2 separate regions of the Homo sapiens genome follow, and region 2 is linked to region 1. A link is a contact called in ENCODE Hi-C data. All regions are on one chromosome and are shown on one strand. The core of a region is the stretch at or near the end of the contact, and the rest is flanking DNA. Distances in the headings are between cores, read along the strand shown.

Region 1 (5,422 bases), core at 1,905-4,404:
AGTCGTGCCCCCAGATTCGCAGCTGAGGCCCAGCCCCAACGGGACTGTATCTGGAGCTAGGACCTTGAGGGAGGGACTTAAGGTTAAATGAGGTTGTGAGGAAGGCCCTGACCCAATAGGACGTGTCCTTGTAAGAAGAGAAAGCGACACCAGGGATGCGTGTGTGCAGAGGAGCGGCCGTGGGAGGACACAGGAGAAGCCACCGTCTGCGGGCCATGAATAGGCCTTGGGAGAAACCGCCCAGCAGCCCCTTGGTCTGGGACTTCCAGCCCCCAGGCTGCGAGGGAACAATTTCTAGTGTTGAAGCCCCCGCCCATGGCGCTTTGTTACAATTGCTGGAGCTGATGAGGCCGGTCTTACACTTGCCCCTTATCCGACAGGACTGGCACCAGCGCTGCGGGAGGTGGCGGGATGTCGGGAAGCTCCGGTCTTGGGAAATGCCACCTTCCGCAGGTGATCCTTGAGCTGCGGCTTCTGACCCTGCGGATGGAGGGGCATGTTGCCCAGGAGGCTGTGTTGGGGCCCTCAGGGAAGGAAGGCCCGTGTCACAGATGGAGCCGTAAGCTCTGTGGTGCCCGGCACGGGAACAAGCCTTCTTTGGCCGCCTCTCAGCCCCCGTTACCATGAATACCGGGGCCCGGGGCCTGGGGCCCAGGGCCCAGTGCCCTCCCAGGATGGAGAATGGGCCAGGAAAGTCCATTTCCTCTTCTGCTGACCTACTCCCCCTTACCTCCCCTGAGTTCTGAGCACGTTGCCCAAAGAACAGGGGCTCTGAGTGAGTTTGGGATTGGAGGGGAGGGGTGTGTATGGGGGGGGCAGCTGATGGTCACGGGTATTCTAGGGGGAAGATGTGGGGAGGGCCGTGAGCACCTCCTGCCTGGAGTTCTGGGCAGTGGCTCAGGAAGAGGGGAGGGGGACAGAGAGAGACACAGAGACAGAGACAGAGAGACAGGGAGACAGAGACAGCCAGACAGAGACAGCGAGAGACAGAGACACAGAGACAGAAAAACAGACAGAGACAGATGGACAGAGACAGAAAGAGAGACAGAGAGAGAGACACACACAGAGAAGCAGAGAACAGGGAAGAGAGGGGAGAGGGGAGAGAGGGGAGTGGGGAGGGGAAAGGGGAGGGGGAGGGGAGGGGGGAGTGGAGGGCAGAGAGGGGAGGGGACAGCGAAGATGAGAGAGTGAGGAGGGGAGAGGGGAAAGGGGAGAAGGGAGAGGGGAGACAGGAGAGGGTGGAGGGGAGAGGGGAGAGGGAAGAGGGGAGAGGGGAGAGGAGAGAGGGGAGAGGGGAGACGGGAGGGGCGAGGGGGGAGGGGAGAGGGGAGAGAGGGGACAGGAGACGGGGGAGGTTTTCTTCCTCCTGATTATGGGGGCACCAGGGCTTATAGGGCTGGGCTGCCCCTGCCCTGTGGAGCGTCTGGGCTCTGTATGGAGGGGCCCTGTCTGGGGCCCAGAGATGCTGCCAGGGGTGGCCGGGTGAACTGACTGCGGCCCAGTGCAGCTCTGGGGAGGGGAGTGGCCACCCTGACGCCACCTGCCCCGCCTCTAGCACCAGAAGCAAAGGTGGAGGCCAGGAAGCCCCGGGAAGTCCTGCAGGGCTGCAGGGAAGAGGGGTATCTCTAAGCAACAGCCACAGTTGGTGGCTGGGAGCACTTCAGACTCCACATGACCAGGTCTGATCCTGCCAGCAGCACCCATGATAATGGTGACTTGGGCAAAATGAAAGTTCACTTCTCCCTCACTAAGCATTTTGTTCTGAATTTGTTCATCTGTTGATCTGTCCCGGCGAACCCTCTTGTCTCTGCCTGAGTGTCCAGTGGCCTCTCTGCACCAACGGAGTTATTCCTTGTCCACGCTGTCCTATGCAGCAGCCACCGGCCACATGTGGCTATCGGCACTTGAGCTGTAGCTGCTGTGGCTGAGGACCTGGATTCTTCATTTTTTAAAAAAAATTTTAACTTAAATATAAACTTCAGTGACCACACAAGCTTAGTGGCTGCTGTCCCAGTGAGGTCTGGGTGCTGAGGACACAGTGGGGAAGACAGTCCCCAGGGAGCCTCCATCCCAGGAGATACAGAAAACAAGCCAGGGGAGAGCACAGAGAGGGAGGCAGGGACAGCTGTGGTGCCCGTGGCGGCTCTGGTGCCCATGGCGGCTGTGGTGCCCGTGGCAGCAGGGACGGCTGGGACAGCCAAGTTACAGGCTCAGTGACATCTCTCCATTAGGACTGGGAGAGGACTGGGGGTCCTACTGCCTAGCACTTGAGAATGTGATGGTATTGGGAGGGAGCTGTTTGCAGAGGTCATCAAGTGACAGCTCACAGGGGTGCATCCTAATTCAATATAACGGGTGTCCTTATTAAAAGGGGGAATTTGGACACAGAAATAGACACTCACAGAGCAGGGACGATACAGAGACACAGGGAGAAGCTGGGGCCTGCAAGCCAAGAAGAGGCCGGAACCGGTGCCCGCCTACAGCTCAGGGGAGCAGCCCAGCCACACACTGACCTGGGACTTCAGGCCCGAGGCTTCGAGACGTGTCTGTGGTGTGCACAGCCTGGCTGCACTCATTTCCACAGCGGCCCGAGCGTATTGGTATAAACGTCCCGTGTCCACCCTCCCCCTCAGCCTGGCTGCTCTGAACTGGCCCAGGCCCAGCTTGCCCACCTTGGCTGCAGCCCCCAACGGCTCTGCCTCATGCTGAGCCTCCCAAGGGGTTCCCCTCAGAACATTCTCCCATGGCGTGGTCACCTAGAAGCTACTCCGAGCTGTCATGCCGGTGCAGTGACCACATCCCTCCCCAGCCAGTGCTTGTCAATGGCCCTCCTGGGTGAATCTCCCTTCCCTGCACCCCCTCCGCCAGCCACCTGAGCCCTCCCCGGGGCCCTGGGCTCCGCCCTTGCGCCTCTCGTTGCCTGGTGAGCAGAGCTTTCTTGTCCCACTGGAGTAGAGAGCGTGGAGCCAGCGGTGCGAGTTCCTGAGCACGGGGAACTCCGGGATTGCTGGGCATGCTGGCACCGTCCTGAACCCCATCTCCCTGTTTACAGAATGACGCCTCCCTCCAGGGACAGCTGTGGGGAGGGGAAGCCAGCAGGGAGCACCCCCCCTCACCAGCAGGGGGCACCCACTCACCAGCAGGGAGCACCGCCTCGCTGGAGCTGCACCTGTTTCCTCCTCCCCTGCTTACCAGTGTCTTCCAGACCCGGTGGGGGGGAACAGAACCGAGGGAGATGGAGACGCAGGTGTGGCTGTGTGTGCAGATTGGCGGTCAGGATTCACCCGAGGGGCCATGGGGATCACATGCCTCATCGCCTGGGATGTGCTGGCTGGGGCAGGGCCACCTTTCTCAGGAGGGGGATCTGCCTGGGTTCCCATGGGGCCCTGCTCCCTGCATGCAGGTGGGCCGGGGCTGCAGCGGCTGGTACGAGACAGCCAGCCAGCGATGGGAAACAGCGTTTCTGGGGGGCCTTCTGAGGGCAGGACGGCGCCTCTGGGGTGCTGGTTGAGGCCAAGGCGGTGGTGCCTGGTCACCGACCTCGGAGCGTTTGATGCCCTGAGACCTGGGATGCTCTGGGAGACAGAGGTGCAGGCCGGGCGTGTCCTGACACCTTCCAGCATGTCCCGGCCTGGTCCGCATCTGTGACCACAGAGGTCTTCTTGGCACTTCTTGGGATCAGAGCCCTGAGGCCCATGCATCCGGAAACGCCGTTTGGAGATGTGGAAAGTCCCTTTTGACTCACAAAATCTGCCTTTGTCTCAGCAAGTGTCCCAGAACCGTGGGGACGTAGTGGCCCTAGACTGGGAAGTGGGGCTCGGGAACCAGATTCAGAATTACTCACCTTCCCCAAAGACACGGGGCCTGCCGGGAGGAGGGACGTGGGTCACAAAAGTGGGCCGTGGCCACCCCAGGGTCAAGCAAGCTCGCCGTGTGCACTCGGGGAAGGCAGGCTGTGCGGACGCCTACAGAGGAACATGGGGGCCACTCTGCCTCCTGTTTCCCGGCACCCACACCCGCTAGGGCCACTGCCCAAACAGTTCTCGAGGCAACCTCGGTTCCAGGTTCCGGCATGTGGCACCATTGCTGCTGTGTGGACACCACCCCTCAGAGAAGGCCAAGCCGGCAAGGCCCAGGCAGTGTCAACCGCCCCAGCTCCCAGAACCGCATCTGTCAGGCTGAGCCGCCTCTTGGTTTGGGGCCCAGGGCCCTCGTGAGGATGTAGCTGAGCACCAGCTGCATTTGCCTGGAGTGGTTCCTGCCTTCCAGGGGCTGCTCCCCACCAGGGCTGGGCTTGGGTGCAGGCACTGGGGCCGCACGTCCTGGGGAGATGCTGTTACCAGCGAGGGTCCCCCGCCAGGATCCCAGCCGGCTGCCGTGGAGGCCAAGGGCTCACACTTTCCCCCTTCCTCTTGCCTACGGACCATGAGGACTCAGCAGCCACCTGGTGGGCTACGCCCATGGGGATGAGGAGGGAGCCCAGCTGTGGGGACCATCGGAGGCTCCCAAAGTGCACCTGCTGCCGCCCAGAGCCCCCCCCCCACCCCAAGCTTGGGTGAGGGGCGACCCCTGCAGCTGTTTCAAAGTCAAGACTTCAGCTTGCTCTCCTTTCAGAGGCCTGGGTGGTGGGTGCAGGTCCAAGGCTTCTGGCCAGTGCCCTGGAGTCGAGTATCCCCGGCTCACCTCAGGGCACATGTTAGGACCCAGCATGTGTTAAGGACCTGGTAGAAAGCTGTGTGTTGCAGTTGAACAGACACCCTGGGGCTCCCACTGTGCACACAGGGCTGTGTCGGGCAGTGGGGCTTAGCTTCCTGGGCCTCTCTCTGGAGCCCAAGTCCTTCTAAGTTTGGACCTTGATCCTGTTTTGGTTTCAAGGTTTGTAGTAAACTAAACGGTGGCCTCCAAAGAGCTACATCTATGTCCTGATTCCTGGAACCCGAGAATATGACCTTATTTGGAAAAGAATCTTTGCATGTGGGGTAAAGATCTCCAGCTGAAGTCGCCCCAGTTTATGTGAGCGGGCTCTAAGCCCACTGGCAAATCAGAAACAGACGAGGAGAGAGGCACACAGAGGAGGAGGCCCTATGAGGTTGAGAGGTGAAGCCCGCTGGGCCTCTGGGTAGGGTGGGGACTTGTAGAACTTTTCTGTCTAGCTAAAGGATTGTAAACACACCAATGAGCAGCTCTGTGTGTAGCTAAAGGTTTGTAAATGCACCAATCAGCACTCTGTAAAAATGGAGCAATCAGCACTCTGTAAAATGAACCAATCAGTGTTCTGTAAAATGGACCAATCAGCAGGATGTGGGTGGGGTCAAATAAGGGAATAAAAGCCGCCCTGCCCTGCCCCACCCCGCCGGCAGTGGGTGGTGCCCTGGGGTTCATTTCAATGATGTGGAAGGTTTGTGTTTTTTTCCGCTTTTCC
Region 2 (5,422 bases), core at 1,242-3,741, 350 kb before region 1:
CATTTGGAACCTGCAGAGCCGGGGCCTGCGCCTGCCCCTCACGCTTAGACGTGTGGGCTTCCCCCACCCACCTCCACATGCCAGCTGGCTTGAGGAGATGCAGGCCTCAGCGGCCTTCCTCCTTTTCCCCCTGCATGTTCTGGGAGATTTCCTCCTCCTCATTTCCCAGTCTTTCCTGTGAGTTGCTTGTCTCCACAGTGACAGTCTTGGTTTCTGAGAGTGTTTTCTTGTTCTTTGATGCTCCTCAGCGCCCTGTTCTTCCAGACTCTCTTGGCGAGCGTGGTGGATGTTTTGCACCCCTCTTCTGATGCCCACCCTTTCTGTCTCCTTGGGGTCAGTCCTCTGCTTCTCTGCCATGCAGCTGCTCTGCTCACACGTCTCAGGATTCTTGGGTGTCGTCCGTGTGAGGGCGGTAGGACGGAGTGGATTTCCTGGGGGTGCTGATGGAGATCCCCGCTCCTGTGTATGCAGATAGATCTGTCTCCTGATTCACATTCCCCTGGGAATGGGCTGCCCAGGCACCTGAGCACCCTGGGCTTGTGCTGGCTCCCTTTGCCTTGGGGTGAGTGGGTGCTGGGTCCCCAACCCCACAGCAAGCGGAGCTTTTCTCTGAGGCTGTCATCCACACCAGCAGTCCGGGTTTTCACATGTGGATAGTTTGGGTATAAAATTCCTCCAAGATCTTTAGAGAAGAGCTGAGGCTGCTTTTTCCCTGCCCCGACACCCAGTACAGTTCCCCTGAGCACCGTCTGTCCCTGCAATTCGATTTCGGGGCTGGCAGGTGTGTTCCTCTAAGGGCCGCCCGGGTTTTAATCCCTTTTTTCCTGCTGTCCTCTCTCCTGCCCCTGAACCTGCCCGAGACTGGCTCCTGTGCCCGCCGCAGCCTCCTCTGCAGCCTCGCTTCTCCCTCCGCCGCTGCCTTGTTTCTTCCATCTTAGGCATCAATTGCTGTCTTTTGGCTTTTGTTTTTGTACTTTTTTTTTTTTTTTGTGGAAAATAACATGTGCACAGAAGAGTACATCTTTATTTTTTAGTTTAGTTTTCTTGAGATGGAGTCTCACTCTGTTGCCCAGGCTGGAGTGCAGTGGCGCAATCTCGGCTCACTGCAACCTCCGCCCCTTGGGTTCAAGCAGTTCTCCTGCCTCAGCCTCCTGAGTGGCTGGGATTACAGACGCCTGCCACCATGCCCAGCTAATTTTTGTATTTTTAGTAGAGACAGGGTTTCACCATGTTGGCCAGGCTGGTCTTGAGCTCCTGACCTCAAGTGATCCACCTGCCTTGGCCTCCCAAAGTGCTGTGATTACAGGCGTGAGCCACCATGCCTGGCCAGAAAAGTACATTTTTAAATATGCAGCTGAACAGGTGGTGAAGAAGTGCACACCTGTGTAATCCCCCCTCCTCTAGACAAGCAGCACCCTGGGTTGGTCCCCAGCATCTCCATGTGTAACTACACCATTGTTTATCATCGCATACACAAAGGCCATTCCAAGGTGGCCCCACGAGAGGAGGCTTTGTGCCCTCCTAGCAACCGCCTTGGCTCAGATCCATGGGGACCCCTGTCCTGGAAGTCTTCTGGGAGGATCATCTGTCCCAGGGCAATGTGAATCCAGTAAGGCTTCAGGCTCTTGTTTCTCTGTGCAGTAGTTTTACCCAGTGTGATGCGCCCACTTAACCCAGTGGCCGAGTGAGCCGTGGCTTCTCATGAGGCTGAATCATGTTCTCTGTGTGCCTGACCTGTGGCTTCTCACACACCGTGGCTGTCTGCTGCGTGTCAATTCCCTGAGGTGTGGAATAACAGCCTAATCTGTAGCCTCATATGAAAGAGAATACACACATTTAAAAGGCTAAATTTGTACCTATTTTAAAAAGAGATAAAGAGTACACAAATTCAGTTAACCTAGGCTGATTTTTACTTTATTTTCCAAATTTATTGGCCATCTAATTTCCTCCAGAAACAGCTCACTGTAATAACACAACGCCTGGTTGTGGGAACCCCGGGCTTCCTGTGGAGATGAGATGGGGAAGTTCGCACGCAGGTCTCAGCTTCCGCCCTCAGCTCTGAGCGCCCCCCCCCCCATATTGCGATATGCGTTTTAGGTGTTTTAATGTTTTTCCCATTTCAAAATGATAGGATGCTGATAAATAAGTTGCTAACATGAAGGTCCGGAGGTCTTCTGGCCTGGGACTTGTGCTGTCTGTGTTCCGGAGTCTCATGTTGTCTTAGCACTGCCTGCCGCGTGGCCCGTGACCACCACACAGGGCCCCGCGGCCTCCTTCGTAGGTGAGAGCGCAGCCAGCGAGGACACAGGCGGAGGCCAGGAAGGCGCGGCGTCTTTTCTTCCCTCAAGCAGATGTCCCAGCGGCGGCGACCACAGGAAGCCCGTGGCCTGGACTGCGCCCTGGAGGGCTCTCCCGTGGGACCGCCCCTGTGCCTCACACAGACTCCGAGACTGCGGACGTGTGCCCGCGTGACGCAGCGCCCTCTTTTGCAGGGTTGTGGACTTCCTGCTGAAGGCCATCATGCGCACCATGTGGTTCGCCGGCGGCTTCCACCGGGTGGCCGTGAAGGGGCGGCAGGCGCTGCCCACCGAGGCGGCCATCCTCACGCTCGCGCCTCACTCGTCCTACTTCGACGCCATCCCTGTGACCATGACGATGTCCTCCATCGTGATGAAGGCAGAGAGCAGAGACATCCCGATCTGGGGAAGTGAGTGAGACACCCCTGCTGGGAGTGAGGGACCCTGCCCTGCTGGGAGTGAGAGATCCCCCTGCTGCTGAGAATAAGAGATTCCCCTCCTGCTGGGAGTGAGGGTCCCCCCTCTGTTGGGAATGAGTGAGACCCCCTCTGTTGCTGGCAATGAGGGACTCCCTGCTGGTTTTTAGGGACCCCCCCTTCTGGGAATGAGAGATCCCTCCCTGCTAGGAATGAGGGACCCCCACTTGCTGGAAATGAGTGAGACCCTCCCTACCGGGAGTGAGGGACCCCCCCCCCACCACGCTGCTGGGAGTGATCGAGCCCCCACCGCCGGGCACATTGGCCTTGTGCCCCATTTTCTGTGTTGGGGTTTCCTGTGTAATTTTCGTTGTTGTAATTGTTATTTTTATTGCTACCTGAGTGCCCTCACTATCATAACAGGCTACAGTGCTTGCTCCAGGTCTGCTTGGCAAGGGTGGCTCACCTTTATCAGATGGCAGTTCTGGAAGTCTTTGGGAGCAGGTCGGCAGGGCTGCCCATGCACCGCGGCTGTGCCGTGAACCAGGGACCTGAGCACCTGGTGCTGCCATGACCCCTCCCCAAAGCCGGGGGCTCACTCCAGCAGAGATTCACCCTCTCGTCATCTGGGGACCAGATGTTCAAAATCAAGGCGTCTCTGGGCCGAAGGCCCTGTGCGGCCCCTTCCTGCCTCTTCCTCCTCTGGGGGCTGCGTCCCTCTGACTCTGCCTCAGTGGTCGACTGGCCTGGCTCCCTCCAAGTGTCTCCTCTATGAGTCTCTTATAAGGACCAGTCATTGGGTGATCCAGGATGCTCTCATCTTGAGATCCTTAACGAGTTACCTCTGTAAAAACCTTTTTCCAAATAAGGCCTCATTCACAGGTTCCAGGGTCAGCATGTGGACCCATCTTTGGGGGCCGCATCCCATGGACCCACTGCTCTGGGAGGACTGTAGGGAGCCCTGCGTGGCCCCTCACCCACCTGTGCGCAGCCCTGACCCACCAGAGCTCTGTCCTCGGTGCTCTTCAGGGCATCTGGGCCCGTTCTGTCCTCGTGCTTCCTTCACAGCCGCCATCAGCACAGCACAGCACGTTCTGGGGCACAGCGGGTCCTGGGTTGGCAGTGGGCGGTGCTGAGGGAAGGAGCTGCTGGGACGAGGGGCGTCGCCTATGGCCGGGGCCCTCACCTGGCCACTCCTGCCGGCTCTGTTTCCATGCAGCACCTAACGTTAGCATTCATATGACAGTTTTCTAGAAAATATCTGGGGGGACACATTCAGTATGGACTGGGTGGGGACACATTCTGTGGTGCTGACCACTGAGGGTGGTGGCCACAGCTGGGATAGGAAGGCTGGAAGTGGGGTGAGGAACCCTGGCATGGCCCATGGGGGATTGGGCCTGCAGCAGCCGGAAGGTGTCCAGACTGTGCCTGCAGCTGGGCAGTTGTGGGTGGCCTGAGTCTGCCTGGGTCAGGCTTGGAAATCGGGGATGGTCCTTGGTGGGACTGGAGGGCTCACTGCACTCGGCTGGCTGGGGAAGCCTGGAGGAGGCTGGACAGGCCGGCACTGGAGGCGAGACTGGACTGCAGGCACCATCCGAGTGATGGCCTTGGCTCTCACACGCAGGTTTCCCCGCTCTGCAAGCTCCACAGGCTCATGGGGCAGCCCCAGCTCCACTCAGCACCCTTTGCATCCTGTGGTTCTGGCATACCCAGGAAACCACATTTGCCCCCCCACTGTGGCAAAGGCCCATGGTCGTTCGTCATCTGCTCAGGGAGGGGGATTGTGGAGCTGTGTGCCCAGGCACCCTCGCAGCTGCAGGGGTCCTTGGACAGGGGGGCTGGCCCACCCAGAGTGAATCTGAGCGTTGGCCGGGCTCTCCCTGTGCCCTTGGTGCCTCCCTGTGGAGATCACCAACACGAAGGAGTGTTTGGTGCGGTGATGCTGGACGTTGTAGTCCTATCTTTCTAGAGGCCCGGGATTCCACCTCTTCCAGATCAACCCAGGTGACCCAGCACTGACCTTCATCTCGGCGCAGCAGGAAGAATGGCCACAGCCATGCTGCTGTGTGCAGGGCCCTCGTGGAGCCCTGCGTGTTTCTTGTCATTTCAGAGATAATCCACGGACCTGCGAGGGAGAGGATAGTGACAAGCTTATCAGAAATTTTCGTTAGAATTCAGACTTAGCAGGAACCACATTTTGCTCCCTGCTGTCCTGGCCTGAAAGGGCCATTGTCCTGGGGCGTGGCTGATGACTCCTCTACTGCGCACCTGGAGCACCCTCTGATTCGGGAGCTCAGAACCATCTCCCCAGGCTCCAGCTCAAAACCATCTCCCCAGGTCCCAGCTCAGAGACGTCTCCCCAGGCCCCAGCTCAGAGACGTCTCCCCAGGCCCCAGCTCAGAGACATCTCCCCAGGCCCCAGCTCAGAGACATCTCCCCAGGCTCCAGCTCAGAGACATCTCCCCTTGTCCCAGCTCAGAGATAATCTTCCCCCATCCCAGCTCAGAGACATCTCCCAGGTTTCCAGCTCAGAGACATCTCCCGTGGTCCCAGCTCAGAGATAATCTCCCCTGGTCCCAGCTCAGAGACATCTCCCTGGTTTCCAGCTCAGAGACATCTCCCATGGTCCCAGCTCAGAGACATCTCCCTGGTTTCCAGCTCAGAGACATCTCCCCTGGTCCCAGCTCAGAGACGTCTCCCAGGTTTCCA

What was found. A loop is a pair of places that touch in the nucleus more often than their neighbours do. Pooled maps may share reads with other maps.
Region 2: a loop to region 1 is called in a map with no recorded cell type, with 2.2 times the contacts of the local background. The contact joins two enhancer-like sites. A Hi-C loop is called at or near these places in 13 of 37 single-sample maps with no recorded cell type and 4 of 50 pooled maps.

Annotation. Positions count from the first base shown.
Region 1 is chr5:1,138,188-1,143,609 of GRCh38, reverse strand. It overlaps a transcript of SLC12A7 not described here. Among named protein-coding and RNA genes, the nearest start is that of SLC12A7, 29 kb to the right of the region's middle. RefSeq lists an enhancer at 2,273-3,116. Within about 2 kb of position 3,154, at least 3 of the 41 ENCODE cell types and tissues checked have a DNase peak (open chromatin) inside an H3K27ac peak, as active enhancers do.
Region 2 is chr5:1,491,985-1,497,406 of GRCh38, reverse strand. LPCAT1 (lysophosphatidylcholine acyltransferase 1) reads left to right here. Exons shown (of 14, transcript NM_024830.5): 3 at 2,493-2,707. It overlaps LOC124901162 (a long non-coding RNA gene), which reads right to left. Exons shown (of 2, transcript XR_007059103.1): 1 at 4,734-5,422; 2 at 1,888-3,935. Among named protein-coding and RNA genes, the nearest start is that of MIR6075, 16 kb to the left of the region's middle. RefSeq lists an enhancer at 2,271-3,470. Within about 2 kb of position 2,491, at least 10 of the 41 ENCODE cell types and tissues checked have a DNase peak (open chromatin) inside an H3K27ac peak, as active enhancers do.